Linked DNA regions of Mus musculus: region 1 is linked to region 2. Evidence: chromatin loops called from intact Hi-C (ENCODE). Cell type or tissue: left cerebral cortex. All regions are shown on one strand. Links, peaks and the distances in the headings refer to the core of each region. The heading gives the core; the rest is flanking DNA.

Region 1 (8,344 bases), core at 335-8,334, 200 kb after region 2:
TTGAATGTTAAACCATATGCTATTGATCAGTGATTGTAGAAAGCATTGGTTAGGCATCTTTGATGTCAGAATTGTTTGCAGTGGTCTTGATAATAAACATGAAGTGTCCATTTTTGCTAGGGAAACAGAAATTCAATGTTTCTATTTTTCATCTGAAAGAAAGAAAATGTCTTGGAATTGTAGAGATTTCAAGTCCACCATAAACAACACAAATACTTACCTTACCATTCACAACAATTTTTAATGTAAATGGACAGCCCTAATAAAATTTAAAGGATTTATAATTAGCTGGTTTAGCTTTCTTGGTGAAATGAATGAGGTTGTATTTATTATGTCTGTACATTAAAGGCAGAAATGTTCTCACCTCTAATATTTTGGTTTTGACATCATTAAGTAGTAATTTAATTTTTCTTACTTTATCATCCATGCTAATAATAGTCCATTTGATTCCATACCCCAGTTTTAGCCACATTATTAATAAAGTAAATTAACCATGTCATTTTAAATTAAAATGTGCATTTCCCTGAGAGACATGTCTGACACAGTAAAACGGAGGCTTCGCAAGCTCCTGTGAGCGTGGCTGTCCCAGACAACTTCACTGTTCAGGGGCTTCTCCAAATCACTGGGGCCGGTAAATGTTTGAAATAACAAATAGGATTTTTAAAAAATTAATTGTCTAATTGTTCTCATAGGAAAGCTCAATGATAATGAATTCTTTGGTTTTATTCTTATCTTGCCTCCTATTTTTAGGCCTAAGACAAAGCTAGAAATAAGCATTTTCTTTTTATTCACCTGTAATTAATTTGAAATTTAGTCAGGCAAGGATATTTTAAGCAGCCAAGGCACTATGGCTGCCACTCTCTAGTCTTCTCTTAGCTTCTTGCGGTTTGCAGTAACTCCACGGAGACAATAGTTTTCTCTGTAAAGAGCTGTTGTTTCTTCAATTGCTCAAACACCATTTTGAGTATTAAATATAACATTCCATTTTTAAACCAAAATGGCTTGCTTGTTTGATTAGAATGGCTCACCATTTAAGGCCAAATTATTCTTTTCCCTAGTTTGGGAGTAAGAGTAGGACTTAAGACTAAATGATGAATTTTCTAGACAACTATTGTCATATTCCATTCTCAGCTAAACAAAAATCCCTATTAAAGTCATTCAATAAAATAATCACAGAAGCCTCTCAGACCATGGAATTAATAGCTTTCTGTATCCACTTTATTTCTAGAGAATAATTTACAAATGTGCTGTAAATATTAAACAGTCCTCACTGTAGTTAGTATTTAATGTAATAGAATATATAATTACATCTTATATAATACAATTACATATAACATATAATTATACATATAGGATATATATGTGTATGTGTATAATGTTTAATGTAAATAAACAACCATGATAAAATTTTAAAAGATTTATATATAATTGTCTGATTTAGCTTTCTCGGTGAAAGTAATGTGCTTTTATTATGTCTATCTATAAATGAAAGGCAGAAATGTTCTTACTTCTAATATTTTTGTTTCAACATCATAAGTAGTGTCTTAACTTTTCCTATCATCCATGCTAAGAGTACATTTGATTCTATAACCCAGTTTTAGTCATATTTTTAATAAACTAAATTATATAATTTTAATTTAAAGATACATATATAAGTATATGTAATGTATAGTATATATTCTTAATATTCTCGACATATAATACATTGTATACATATAATATATAATTATAATAATATATTAGCATATCATATATGATATAGGGTTTTATATTGAAACAAGGTAACTAGTGGTAAAGATCTAAGAATGTTCATGATACTGTTTTATGAGCCGTTTTGCCTCTATATGAAACATCAGTTAGCATGTGCTAGAGCTGCTAGCACACTGTACAAAGCTCCAGTTTGCAAAGCATAACTTTGCATTTTATCATAGTGATGATCTTTCTTAACTATTTTAATTGGTAAATGCTTAGAATTCATTCTGCTAGTAGGAGAACTGGAAGAGATTTTGGAGACACATTAATTGCTAGCTGTAATTGTATTGATTTTCTACTTGGAGTATTAAGTACAATCCTTCAAACAGCATGGGGGGTAGGGAGTTAAGCATTAATGCAAAGTTTACCTAAGACGTTTTTTTGAGTTCTCACTTTCCTTGTCTCTATGCAGTAACACTGATTTTATTTTGTATGTAGACTCTGTGCAGATTAACACAAGCTGTATCTTAGTCTGTACATTTGGGGGGTGGGGCTAGGTAATTGAAATATGAAACCATCCTTAATATGGGAAGCATATACAATTATTTTTAAACTTTTTACTTTTTTATTTTTAACAAAAGTGTTTTCACTGTCATATATTTTTAACTGGAATTTCCTCAAAGCAGTCAGTCATCCCCCAGGGCTAATGTTCAAAGAACAGCAGACTTCTATAGCTCCAACGCAGTGGGACATTAAAATGTTCCCCCAAATTTAGCACTTTCTAAATGTTAGTCCCAGATCCTCTGGAGAAAATTCTGTTCTTTGGGGAAAAAAAAAAAACTTAGCAGAGTAAAGAAATAGAATGTTTTCTCCGTCCGGTGCTTAGTTGGAACTGAGAATGTAGACACAGTGTATGGGTCACATAGAACCGGAGTAATTCATGACAGTGGAATTAATTTTGCATTTTCCAATAGACTGAGGTTGGTAGCCTTGGATAAAATACCCATAAGCTTATAAGGCAGATTAAACCTTGTCGTTTGTGGTCAAGCCTAACGTTCGCTAACTGCTTGTCAACTGTGCATCCCTCTCTAGTCTTTTATAGAAAACAGCAAGTTCTTTGAACAGTATGAAGTGACATACCAGATCCTGAAACAGACAGCTGACATATACGTCAAAGCAGAGGGCTCAGGTATAGCACACAGCACACTGGGGGTTTGCAGAAGGGGCTGGGGAGGAGGGAAAGAGAAGAGAAAGTAAGGATGACTGGGGGCAATGTGGTCCAGGTTTTTCTTTTTTAAAAAATAGCATTATGAAAATTCCCTAATGAAATGTAACTTGTTTTGATGCCAACTTAAAGGGCACTTAAAATCAACAGGTTTCTATGGGGTCAGATCAATTATAGTTTTACTATGTAGACTCTTTGTGACTATACACTTAGAGTAATTCTGTGAGGTGTCTGTCTTGCATATTGATACTTTTTTCCTGTGTGTAATCTTCTAAGATAAAACAAAAATAAGCATTCCTTTTTCTAAGTTGCAATTTTTCAGCCTAGCTGCAATTCCAAGGGGATTACAAATTGTGGAATAACTTGAATATAGATAGGAGAGCTTAAGTTACTGTGGAGATAAACTTTGGAAGATATGTTTGCTTACAGCTTGTAGATGTTGCCACAATTGCTGGGAATAGAATCTTGTATTTCTGATCGATGCCCTTGTTTCTGGTGCTTAAGAACACAGGGAAATAGAGAGAGGCTTTTATGTGCAGAATGGAGTCTCTGATTGATTGTTTCTGACTCAGTGGAGGAAGCTGAGAACGTGATGAAATTCATGAGTGAAGCCACTGCCCAGTGGAGGAACCTCTCCGTGGAAGTGCGGAGTGTACGGAGCATGCTGGAGGAGGTGATCTCCAACTGGGATCGCTATGGTGATACCGTGGCTAGTCTCCAAGCCTGGCTAGAAGATGCAGAGAAAATGCTAAGCCAATCAGAACATGCCAAGAAGGTAAGGCTCTTCACAGGAAAGGAAGGGGCATGCTCCGGATTCATGAATGAGAGATTCTGTCAGATAGTTATGATTTCACTCAAGAACCCTTCTTAAGAGATTTACCCCAGCTAGTTAAATGGGATTAGATCTGTAAATAGTGTGTAGTCAAAGCTCTGTGAAGAGAGATCTCTGTTTTTACAACGATCTAACATTCTCATTCAGAAAGGCAGCAAGTAATACTCATCGACTACTCGTGAAGCGGTAGCTAAATCTCACGGGCAGCAGACAGTGCTATCTGCACATTGAGGTCTGCATAGATGGGCCTGTCTAGGTCTCTTATTCACAGCTGTTGTTACCTACACAAGGCCTACATCTGTGCATGTGCGCATGCACACACACACACACACACACGGGGGGGGGGTACTGAATCTGTGTATCAGTAGATCCATGGAATAGTGGGACCACCACAGTCTTGAACTCTTTAGATATTTTCTTTTGGGTTTCATAATCTAAAATGAATAGAAGCCAGTTACTGTGAATAGAAGCTATTACTGTGTTCATTGTCCTTGCCCTCAGTGTCTGGCCTGAAAAATATTTCCTTTGAAATCTGAATGTAACATATACTTATGTATACATATATATTCAAATTTTAGACTGCTTACAGTCATTTTTACGGGCCTGAACAACAAGAAAAAGCCTCTGCCATTTGCATAATTGACTGCTCCTTCTTATATAAAATGAGAATTAAAAAAGGTGGCCTCTTGCTTTATTTTCTTTTCAATAAAAAGATGCCATAGATGTCCTTACATGATAATATACATAGTCAGGTACACTGTCATGTGCCTGGAGTCCCAGCCGTTTATTTGACTCAGGGTGGAGGATTGCTTGAGTCTGCAAGTGTAGGACTTGCCTGGGCAGCAAGTCTGGTGCCTGATTGTTAAAAGCAAAAAGATGGGCTTGGGAGACAGCCTGGATGGTAAAGTGCTTGGTAAGGACTTGCTTTGAGTCCCTGGAATCCATGTAAACATATGTAGGTACGGTGGCACATGACTGAAGTTCTTGTGCAGGGAGGCAAAGACAGATGGGTTTCTATGACTCACTGGCCAGGCAACACACTTGCCTAACACACTTGGCAGGCTCCAGGCCAGTAAGAGACCCCAGCTCAAAAGAAAACAGAAAAAATAAAAGGTAAATAACGAAATCCTCAATGCATGAAGGAAAATACCTGAAGTCCAATGTTGTCCTCTGGCTTCCACAAGCACTTGTGTGTGCACACAATTGTAGCCAGGAAACCACTGATGTGCGCGCGTGCGCGCACACACACACACACACACACACACACACACACACACACACACACACACATCCATGTGTACATGTGACGGAAGAAAAATGAAAAACAAAGACATCTGGCATTTCTAGCTCATATTCTGAAGTCTTGTTCAAAATCTGAGTTTTGGAAGAGATTTGATATCTGTCTTAAAGCTTCCACACACTTTTAAACAGACCTTCTTGGTTTGGTTCTTGTTATATCGATAATTAGTATTTGGTATGTGACTTATGAGTGCGTGTCCTTCCTCGGTTAGGATTTTTTTCGAAATCTGCCTCACTGGATTCAGCAGCACACAGCCATGAACGATGCCGGGAATTTCCTGATTGAAACCTGTGATGAGATTGTTTCTCGAGACCTTAAACAGCAGTTGCTCTTATTGAACGGTCGATGGAGGGAGCTCTTCATGGAAGTCAAGCAAGTATGTCCTTCAAACCAACACTCACTTCTGATGCGTGTGCCATCAGTGTGCAGCAACTTGCTGACAGCCAGTTTTACTGCAATTATTAGGGTGGAATAGAGAACTGTTAAAAACTGCCTGAGTTTTATTGCTAATTATTCATTCTTGTCTGTTTATGGTGGAGGAACATTAACAGAACATAGTGTTCGGTTAAGGATTATGTTGACATATGGCGCCTGCATAGGCAAAGAGATTTGCTTTTCAAATCCTGGCTTCTTACTGCTTGCTTGTTCCTTTTTTCTTTTTTCTTTTTTTTTTCTGTTAAGGTAACTGGATTTATTTCAAACTTATCTAAAATAAGAATCAGGAATTAGAATTTTTCTTACCGTATATGAGGCTATCTTCCAGCGAAGGCTGTGGGCTTCTAGAGTCACAGCTTTGATGACTTTCAAATACTTCTTTCCCCACTCCTCAGTATGCAAGAGCAGACGAGATGGACAGAATGAAGAAAGAGTATATAGACGTCACTACCACCCTCTTTGGTTTTGCAACTGAAGCCCACAGGAAACTCTCTGAGCCTTTAGAAGTCTCTTTTATCAATGTCAAGTTATTAATTCAAGACTTGGAGGTAAGGGCTATCTGGATCAAAGAAATGAAACACACACTGTAAAAGTAAAAACTAGACAGGCTGTCCAGGTCTCCAGGAAACTGTTTCCGAATCAGAGAGATCATTTTGACAGGTCTACATATTTGTTGGCTTGTGCAGAAAATAAACTTGAATTTTTGGAAGGTATCTTTTGAAAATATGAAGGAACTTCAAAATAACTTTTCAACATGGGATTCTTTTCCTAAATACAAATTATAAAACATTAGGAAAACAAAAACAAACAAACAAAAAAACCCCTTTAGACAGGACTTCCAAATAAATGCCCTAAACAATACAGGGTTTGCTGCATGAATTTGGCCTTGGCATTTTCTTAAAAGCCTGTATGTTTCAAAAGTGAAATAATGGAGTTATTTACTGACAGGAGAAGTTTGAACAATTACTTGAATGAAAAAAAAATAGATTAGAGTGTTATCTTTTTTAGTTTTTGTAAATAGTTTAAACTTTTTTAAGTAATATACATAGGAAAAAAAGAGTATCAACCATGGTGAACTGTTGACTTTAGCTGCCACCATGGGAAATGATAAGAAATTAAAATTTCCACCATGCTAAATTTCCAGGTTTTTTCCAGTGACAATGTATATGTATTTTTTATAAAGTAAATATCATTTAACTCCCTTTTTATTGTTATTTATTCAATTTACATCCTGATTGCTATCTCCATTTCCTTCTCCTCTGAGAGGGTGGAGACTCCCTTCTGTATATGCCACCACACTAGTATATCAAGCCTCTGTGGGGCTAGGTGCATCCTCTCTCACTGAGGCCAGACAAGGCAGCCCAACTAGAAGAGAATATTCCACAGAAAACCAAGCTGTACATCTGCTGCATATGTGAAAGGGTGGGGGTGGAGGTAGGCCTGGGGGGGGGGTTAGGTCTAGCCCATGTATGCTCTTTGGTTGGTAGTTCAGTCTCTGAGAGTCCAAGGGGTCCAGGTTAATTGACACCATTGGTCTTCCTGTGGAGTTCCTATCTCTTCCAGGACCCTCAATCCTTCCCCCAAATCTTCCATAAGAATAAAAAAAATATGGAACTCTTCACAGATTTGTGTGTCAACCCTGCACAGGATCCATGGTAATCTTTTCTGTAGCATTCCAAGTTTAGTATACGTACTGCTGAAGCAAGCGCCAGTTTAATTCTTAAAGTCAAGATTTCCCCCTGTATTGCTTCCATGCATTTGCATGCATTGCATGTATGAGTGTTTTAATATTACATTAGCCTATTTTAGAAAGTGTAAAGATTACATCAAATAATCTTGGCACTGACTTAAGAATATCTGATCATTTTAAAAAGAAAATTTAGTGTATACATATAGTATAGTGCTGCCTGTATGTCATTGAAGACCAAAAGCAATGGCTTTCCTAAAGGAGTTGGTAGTGAGGATAGAATTTCACAAAATGCATACAGATTTCCTTGTCCCTCTTTCTGTGGTATTCTGCACAGATGCATTGTGCACTAATTGCTTCAATGACTCACGCAGGATCTGGAGAAGAGGGTGCCTGTGATGGATGCTCAGTACAAGATGATTGCCAAGAAGGCACATCTCTTTGCCAAAGAAAGTCCCCAAGAAGAAGCGAATGAAATGCTTACAACCATGTCCAAGCTCAAAGAACAGCTCTCCAAGGTGGGAGAATACTTCATGCTACACCATGCGGCGGGCGGAGCAACCATACTGCCTGGGAGTGGTTTCTATCTCCATGGTTACCCATGGATGCATCCTTGACTTGTCCACCTTTTAGCTACCCTGAGGTCCTGATATAGAAATTTTGATATATATTTAAAAAATAAAATGGTATGCTGATACCTTTTTGACGTCCTTCCTAATTTAGGACTGCTCTAAGCTCTGCTTCAGTAGAAAAGTCTGGGGTTTTCAGGAGAGAGCTGTTAAATGATATAAAACAGAGGGTATAGAAGGAGAGATGGAGACAGATGTAGGACAAAGCAGAGGAGGAGGATGGAGAAGAAGAGGAAGAAGAGAAGACTATACTATTGCATTGAGATTTTTGTTAAGATTTACTTAATATAAATCCAGTCTATCTACTCATGTGTTTTTTTCTACTAACATGGCCTCCTCTTGTTGACAGACTTTTTTATCAAGAGCTTTGAGTATTCCATTAGAAACTTTTATCTAAATGTGAGTTTTAAGACAATTTCATTGCTTTCAAATTCCCTCCTAACTGCGGGCAATTACCTTCCAGCAAATAGGAGAAGTGAGGATAAGCACAGGAGCCATGGTTTTGTATGAGGAGGAGTCAGAGGATAAATGAAGGCTGAAGTGC
Region 2 (8,344 bases), core at 227-8,226:
TTCAAGCAAAATGTTAGACATAAGGATTCTTAAAACATATGTATATATGTGCATGTGATATGTGTGTCTGTGTAGGTGTATGTCTGTGCATGTGTGTGTTTATGTATCTGTTTGTCTCTATCTGTTTCTATCTGTCTGTCTCTGTCACTCTCTCTCTCTCTCTCTCTCTCTCTCTCTCTGTGTGTGTGTGTGTGTGTGTGTATTTCTGTGGGTATCTACATGAAGGTTAGAGGACAAACTGTTGGAATCAGTTCTTTATTTGTATCTTGTGGGCCCCACAGAGCAAATGTAATTCATCAGGTTTGGTAGTAAATGCTTTTCCCTGTTGTCCCAGACCTAAGCATTCCTAAGGACAATACAGACAGAGTAAGACAGGACAGCAGATACTGGAAGGAGGAAAATTAACCAAAAAATCCAGAGGAACCGGTAAGCAGATAAAGAACAACTGTGGTGGCTGTGCAGAAAGTGGCAGAAGGGACAGCAGAGGGTCACCAGGGTGACAGGGAAATTTGTTTCCAGGGATTGTCTTAAGGAAGGCATGAAGATCAGATGTTCTGCTAACTTAGCAGTTTGGAGAAAATAGAAGAAACAAAAACAGAGAGGGGTGGAGCGAAAATGCAGAAATACACGTGAACATAGCCCCATCTTTTCCTTAACACAGAGTTATTTTCTTTGTTCCCCAGACTCAGCATTGGAGGTTTGGCCCTGCTGCCTCAGTGGCTGCAGCTTTTGCCTGTGAAATGCTGTCTACAATTGATCACCTCCTTTGCCTTTCGACTGCCATCAGCTTATTTCAGCACTCATTGTCTCTCATCGAGGAACTCAAGGATATCTTTGCATCCCTCCCTTTTGGACTGAACAATGCCTCCTTCCTGGCTTGCATGTGAAGCTCTAACCCTAAAACGTCTGTACTTGGTGTCAGAGTCTTTGAAGGGATAATTAAGGACATGTGAGCTTCTAAAGATGGAGGCTATGTTAGTTATTTTTCTGATAAAACAACATGACCAGAAGCAACTTCCAGAAGGAAGAGTTTATTTGATCTTATAATTACAGTGAGAGAGTCCATGACAGCAGGTGGTAAGAGCAGGAAGCCAAGAGATCATCATCACTGACAAACAGGAAGTGAACTGCATATGAGGGAAGTCTTGTAAACCCCCAAAGCCCATCCTATGACCTACTTCCTCTAGCAAAATGACACATATAGAAAAATCCCATAGCTACCCCAATCATCATCAGCAACCAGGGACCATGTGTTCAAATATGTGAACCTACAGAGGACATGTTTTTGTATGAACCACCACAGGTCCTAACCAACTAACAGCAGTGCTAAGGCAAACACCCACAGTAGTCTGTTGATACAATCAAGAGAAGCTTTGTAAACTGGGAATGTGTGAAGTGTCAGCCAATGAACACAGCTTACAGCTGCAAACTTTCACTCTAAAGTTTTTTTTTTTTTAAATTATGTGTGTATGTGTGTTGGTTTTATTCATGTGAATGCAGTACTGAAAGAGGCCAAAAGAGGGTGTCAAATACCCTAAAGCTGGAGTTGTAGGCAGTTGAGAGTTAGTTACCTAATGTAGGTGCTGGGAACCAAACTTGGATCTTTTGCAAAAGCATTAATGGGCTCATAGGCACTGAGCTATTTCCTTGGCCTCTAAACTCTTTCTTATAAGCAGGTGGGTACACATTAGATTAATAATTAAAAGCATAGCATGGCCAATACATAGACAAGTAACTTGTCACTAAGTATCGTGATGAAGTATTGTAGATCTCACATACGTAGAGTCTAGTCCTGTATGATTAGACATGCCCCTACTGTTCACATCACTATCACTGCCCATGTGCAGGAATCCATGTCATAGCTTCTTAATGGAGAAAATGTGAGGGTTTGGAAGCTTTCTGAAAAGGCAAGTAATATTTCCCATTAATTAATGTGATGTTTTGAAAGAATATGGCCCCCATAGGTCCATAGGGGAATGTATGTCCTTGTTGGAGAAGGTGTGGCTTTGTAGGAGTGGGTGTGGCCTTGGAGTAGGTGTGGCTTTGTTGTTTGTGTCACTGTGGGAGCAGCCTTTGAGTTCTCAAATTCTCAAGCCCTGTTTAGTGTAACATTAACTTCCTGCAGCCTGTAGATGTGGATGAAGAATTTTCAGCCCCTTCCCCAGTACCATGTCTGTCTGCACACTGCCATATTTTCTGCAGTGGTGCCCTGGGCCATTCCCACCAATATGTTCCATGCTACATACTTTGAGTCCTAGTGACCCGCCTTCCCCCGTTTTCCTTCAAGTCTAGTATCTCTTCTGTTATCTTTTCCAAGGTCCTCTGTTATGTCCAATGTCTCAACTATGCCTAATTCACACTGTGCCATTTGACATCTTGGGGAAGACAAAAGCAAACACACCTTACCTCAAATGTTCCTAATGTGGTACCCATGTGCAAATATCTACTCTGTGCATATAAAGGCCATTTACTTTGGGAAGACATGCCAAGTTGAATGCCAGATATGAACCTCGGTTAGGTAAAGGCAAATTAGAGGATGTTAGTCCTCCTGGTTACAGTGATTCATGAAAGAGCTTTGCTGAGCACATAAGGTAAGACCTGGAGCTTGTATACATTTTTTCCTCATGGATAAACCAAGTGTGTTGTGTCCCCTTATTACTAATAGGGATCCTACAAACATGAGTTATCTGAGAAGGGACACAGCGTGTGGACAGCAGAAGAGAAGGTGACAAGAGGAGCTTATGGGGGAGGTTGTCAATGAGTTCTGAAGTATACCTTTCAGGAGCTAGTAATTCCTTGGTATTGCTTTTGGCCAGAGTCAGCTATTTTTTTTCTCATTGGGTAATTGGAGGTCGGAACTGAAATTTGATTTGATAATTCTCGATTTTTTTCTAGCTTATCAAAAATGGATAACCAGATCTGCCAGGAAGAAGGGACTCACTGATCATATCACCCTTTCAGAGATTTCAGTAAATATTTCCAGTGGCCCATAAACCTTGTGCCAGTGAGTTTATTCAGCCATTCTGGAACATGCTTTGAAGGGATCCAATTAAGAAGTTCTTCAAGCCACACAATCTCTTCTCTTTACAAAATCATCCATGGCTTGACGTCATTACTGGCACCGTTATCTTATGAACAAATGTTAGGCTATATACAGTTTTTAGAAAATGAGTTGTTCACAAGACTAGACAGAGTGCTGGTGGTCTATGAAATTACTGTTAGGAATATGTTGAAAATGTTATAACCCTTTGAAAAAAAGAGAAAAGGTAGATGATGGTAAGATAGGTACCGAAAGAGAAAAGGATGCCAATCCATTTAGGCATAGACTCACCAACCCAAGGCGTACATGCCCATCATCATTCCGTCTCAGAAGGGCGTGTATCAAGCGACTTCACAAAGCTGTTAACTTCTCAGGACCCACTTTAGTCATGAAATAACACATCCAAATGTACTCCCAGGAGCACATTTGCGGTTGTGCTGTTGTGCAGGTTTGCACCTCAGACATAGTTCTGAGATGCAAAAACTCCTCAACTAAAAAGAAAATCAAAAGGAAAAGAAAGCAGCATTTTCTTTCTCTTGCCATCATGAAACATACGAGTTTCTTGTGTGGACCATCCACTGAGGATCAGGACTTCCCAGAGATATTGATAATTTCTGTGGCTTCCATATTAATCTAACTGTGTCTAATTGCTGTTAGCATGATTCCACAGACATGATAAACCTGGCACATTACTTGTGCATGAGCATCCATGAGCTCATATTAGGATATGCATATAGCAATAAGTGTCTTTTTCAACAAATATTAATCAGTGCTCTTACTCCACAAATGTTTTTATGTAATTTTTATGTGTTGAGTGTTTTAAGTGCTGAGAATATGAGTTGACAGAAAACAGTATCTGTCCTAGAGTAAGTCATATTTTAGAGCTGTCAATCAGAGAAGCTAGATAAGTGGGTATAGACTTAGTACTTGTTAGTACTCAGAACCAATTCTGCAGCCAGGCAGTTCTGGTATACACCTTTCATTCCAGCACTCAGGAGACAGTGGCAGGTGGATCTTCATGAGTTCAAGCCCAGCTTGGTCTACAAAGCAAGCTCCAGGATAGCCAAGGCTACAAAACAAACAAACAAACAAACAAAAACAAAAGAAAAGAACTAAATACCACTACATACAACAAAATTAACAAAAACAGAGTGGAGAATAGTTTTAAATGTTTAACTGTTGTCTAAGGCCTTCAGGAAAGTCTTCACTAATACAGCCATTGCTAAAAAGACTTGGAAAATGTTAGTGTATAAGCTATGGGTGATTCTCAGAGTTTAATTGCAGAGAGAATAATCTATGAAAATATCTTGAGGCAGGAACTTGCTCTGTGATCTTCAGAAACACTGAAGCATGTGTGTGGTTGCAGTATAGACAGGGGAGACTCGTAGTTGAGGAAGGCTTAATGGAGAGGTTGGGATATCATACAGATTATACATATAGATTATACCATATAGATTATACAGGGATCACTGAGACAGAATGCTTCGATGGGTGTTGAGCAAAAGAGTGACCGCATGCTTTGAATCCATTTTGAAATTAACCATAAAGTCCTAACTTAAAATTGGAAAGTAACTTTAATAAACTTATATAGCATATTAAAGAGATCAATCTTTTGAAAGAGAAATGTCTCAGTTTTAACTTTAGCATTTGAGGAAACCTGTTTAACTCTAGGTTGTGACTGGCAGGGTAGTGTTTTTTATTTGTTGTTTGTTGGTTTATTGAGAAGTGTTCTCTTTAAAGCTCTCTTCTCTCTCCTGTATCCCAGAAGCCAGAAGTCTGGGGATTATATTTCCTCAGCCTCCTCCCCCTCGGGTTTGGATGAAATTCACATTCTGTCATGCTTTCATGAAAGATTCAGAAGGCGAAGAAGACACTGAGAAATTCTCTCTCCAGCTTCAATGTGCTTCACACAGCAGGATCAGTTCAGAGCATAGCTGTGTAAGGCGGCATTAGCTGCCTTGTGCTGACCTCTGGGTGGCAGCAGCCACCTTCAGAGGTCTGTAGGTATCTATACCCCTGCTTCCTGAATGCTAAAGGCCCACAGGGCATAACAGCAAGGGCTCTCCCAGCAAAGCTAGCATCACATCTCTGCATCATAATCTCAACGTGCTTTGTGTCTTCCTTCATGATTCCTGAATGACACGAATTTCCAGACTAGTTCTAGACCTTCAAAGGTGGGGTGCTTGTCGTTGGATTAGCTTGTATTTGACTATGGTAATGACCTCTTTAGGTTTCTAAGATCAGTACCTTAATTACCTGAAGTTAAAAAAAAAGTTTATTAAAGAAAATAATTTAGGAGATCAAGTTGGCCATGGTTGTGCCATCCTGTGGAAGAAAAGGGATGAGAGTTATGGGGCGCTGGAGTTCCTTCTGGCTGTGGCTCAGAAGGCAAAGAGATAACACGCTACGAAGCATCACGGCATGGCCGAGACCCAGAGAAGCTCTCGAGCCGTGGTTCTCAACCTTCCTAACACTGCAACTCTTTAATACAGTCTCTCATGTTGTGGTGACCCCCAACCATAAAATTATTTTCACTGCCACTTCCTAACTGTAACTTTGCTACTGCTATGAATCATAATGTAATATCTGTGGCTTTGGATGGGTTTAGGTGACCCCTGTGAGAGGGTCCCCCCAAATGGGGTTGTGTCACACAGGTTGAGATCCACTGCTTTCCAGTCTTATTCTGGATGGCTGTAACTCCCCTTGAGGCCACTGTCTTGAAAGAGGAACCCCAGTTTCTTGAAGCCGATCAAGACCGCTGCTGACTGCATCTACCTTCTTACTAATATGACACCCTACCCCTTTTCCTGTAAAACACTAAAGATCTGTTCTGTTGAGTTTCACTGCACTTTTCAAACAAACCAGTCTTGAACACTGTTAAGAAAAGAAGTGGAGAGGATACTTCTTGTTACAGAATACATGTGCTCACATGGGCCGAGACTCACCAGTGGTAGGGCTTCTAATAAATAGTATCTTAGTATCTTTTTAAACTATAGCCAGATGCCCATGGCATCCACCCAACTACATAAAACAGACATGACAGAAACAGAAACCATCACTTGATGAGTTCATGTCGGCACAGTAGGTAACTTGTATTTTACAGTGTCTAGGGCAGGAAGATGTGGGCACCAGAATACAACTAGACTGAAAATGGTCTTTACCTTTAGGCCCAACTGCAACTTTAGTGTGAGAGGAGCATTCTACACACAGTGGGAAGAAAGCAAGGATGAAGGACAGCCTGAGTTTGAAGGAGAGGCTCAGGTGCCTGTGTAGGCAGCTGCTGGTCATATTGTGACGACTGAGGAAGATATCTTTCTATTCTGGGGAATAGATTTCTTAGTTCAGTCAGGCTATCACAAAAGGGAAGACCGATCATTTTGTCTTAATTTGCCAACAATGGTAATAACTATACTGGTGATAGTACTACTAATTACATTTTTCACTCAAGGACTACACACAGACACTGAAGAACTAATAACTGTCTAGGAATTAGCTCATCGAGGCAACACAAGTGCTCTCTAATTGAGGAACTATTGTGATGTTGAATCATAGGTTTATAAAATCTGAATCTACGAGAGGCAATTACCAGCTTGACAGCACACAGGCAACTGATGGTAGAGCTGGAAGCAGGCTTTCCTTTCTCAAAATCCAAGCTGTTAAACACTGTACAATCAAGTATAACTTTTGCAACTTTTGAGTTTATTTATGCCTTATATCAATATTGGGGCTATTCTGTACTAACATAGTCTGGAGACTTATATACAACATCCTCCCTTATGGTTCTGGAGGCCTGAAAGCCAAAGATAATGGATCCAGAAAGCTCAGTGCCTGGTTCGCAGGGACCTGTCCTTTTGCTGTGTTCTTACATGACAGAATAGGCACAATAATAGCCATGGCTCTTTTATAAGGGCACTAAATCTCACCACCAATGCCAAGCACTCATAGAAGCTATGGTTTGGGGCATGGGGGCTACAGAAGCACTTGGTCAATAGCAGCACCTATAGCCATGTCCTCTGCACATTCTATTAACTCTCTCTCAAATCAGTCTATCCACTACAACCATCATTCTATGAAGAAGAAACTATGGTGATATTCTTTAAAGGGTGACTGTAGGACTCTCCTTGCTGGTTTCCATTCATGGGTCTGGCCTCACTTCTAATTCCTGTTCCACACTGTAAATGAAAGAAGTTCAAGGCACAAACCCAGTTCTGCTGTGCAGTTTAGCTACCGAAAAGGCTCTAACGGCTTATGGTATATACCCACCCCTCGTAATTTTGAAGGGTGATGCTCACTGAGGAGGGCAGTATGCTGACCAGGAACAACTACTAGGCTCTGGTGGCTCTCCCCACAAGACTGCTCCAGGAAGTGACAGGGAGAGGTAGAGGCAGGCTCGGCATTGGTTGGCATTTCAGACTCTGTCTCTTTCAACCCAAACATCATGAACCACAAGATCCTACAATTAGAGTTTATTTATGTGGGAGGAATGTGGTTGATAGCAGACCACTGGCAAATATATAATAAATATAAAAGAAATTATATAAGAAATTATAATTTAATATATACATATATATGAAAATCTATCATGCTAGAAAGTGTTTAGCTGTTCTTCAAAAGCAACACTCAAGGAAAGAGAATACAGGTAGCTAACCCCCGCCCCGAGTTTTGATCTAGTTTTATTTTCAAATTCATTTCTTTATTCATTTTTATTGTATGAATATCTTACCTACATGTATGTCTCGTCAACATGTGTGTGCCTTGTCCCTGTGGAGTTCAGAAAAGGGCATCAGACACCCTGATCAGGAGTTACAGGTGGCTGTAAGCCACCATATGACTTCTGGGAATCAAACCTGGGTCCTTCTATAAGAGCAGCCAGTGTTCTTAACCTCTGACCCATCTCTCCAGCCCCTCCAGTTTTATTTCTATTCATTTAGCAAACAACTCCAGGTTAAAATCCAACATTGTGGGGAGGGGTGAGGGGCAGGGTGGGGATCACAGAGGTTGTGAGCATTAGTCACACCATAACCACAGTTAAGAGCAGAACGAGAAATGAAGGTACCTGTGCTGCCTCTCAGTAACTCAGCTATATTGCACTATTTTATATAGTTTAGGGCCAAACCTGGGGAATGGTAGTCTCCCCTACAGTGGGATGGGTAAACTGAAAATCAAATCAATCCCACACAGCTATACCCACAGGCCAACCTGATCTTCAGAATTTAAGTTGACCTTTAGAAGTAACTATCACAAGTGTCGTTTGTTCTTTTGATGGGATCTAGAAAAAGAGAGAGTTTTTGTTGTTGTTTTTGT

What was found. A loop is a pair of places that touch in the nucleus more often than their neighbours do. Peaks named below come from ENCODE experiments on the same cell type or tissue, not always from the same donor. Only the 100,000 strongest peaks of a DNase experiment are listed, where the experiment ranks them.
Region 1: it touches region 2 in a loop (3-fold over the local background); 5 of 42 quality-filtered maps call a loop at or near these places.

What each region holds. Positions count from the first base shown.
Region 1 is chr10:5,356,022-5,364,365 of GRCm38, reverse strand. It overlaps Syne1 (spectrin repeat containing, nuclear envelope 1), which reads left to right. Exons shown (of 146, transcript NM_001347711.1): 16 at 2,785-2,881; 17 at 3,490-3,692; 18 at 5,261-5,425; 19 at 5,880-6,032; 20 at 7,546-7,689. It overlaps Gm23573 (a small nuclear RNA gene), which reads right to left and starts at 7,193; the gene lies at 7,087-7,193. In left cerebral cortex, for the core only: no CTCF peak of the experiment used is centred there; DNase peaks (open chromatin) are centred at 4,725, 5,433, 5,593, 7,592 and 2 more places; H3K4me3 peaks cover 2,483 bases; H3K27ac peaks cover 1,789 bases.
Region 2 is chr10:5,551,809-5,560,152 of GRCm38, reverse strand. No RefSeq gene overlaps it. Among named protein-coding and RNA genes, the nearest start is that of Myct1, 38 kb to the left of the region's middle. In left cerebral cortex, for the core only: CTCF peaks have their summits at 1,526 (motif pointing right) and 5,005 (motif pointing right); a DNase peak (open chromatin) is centred at 4,978.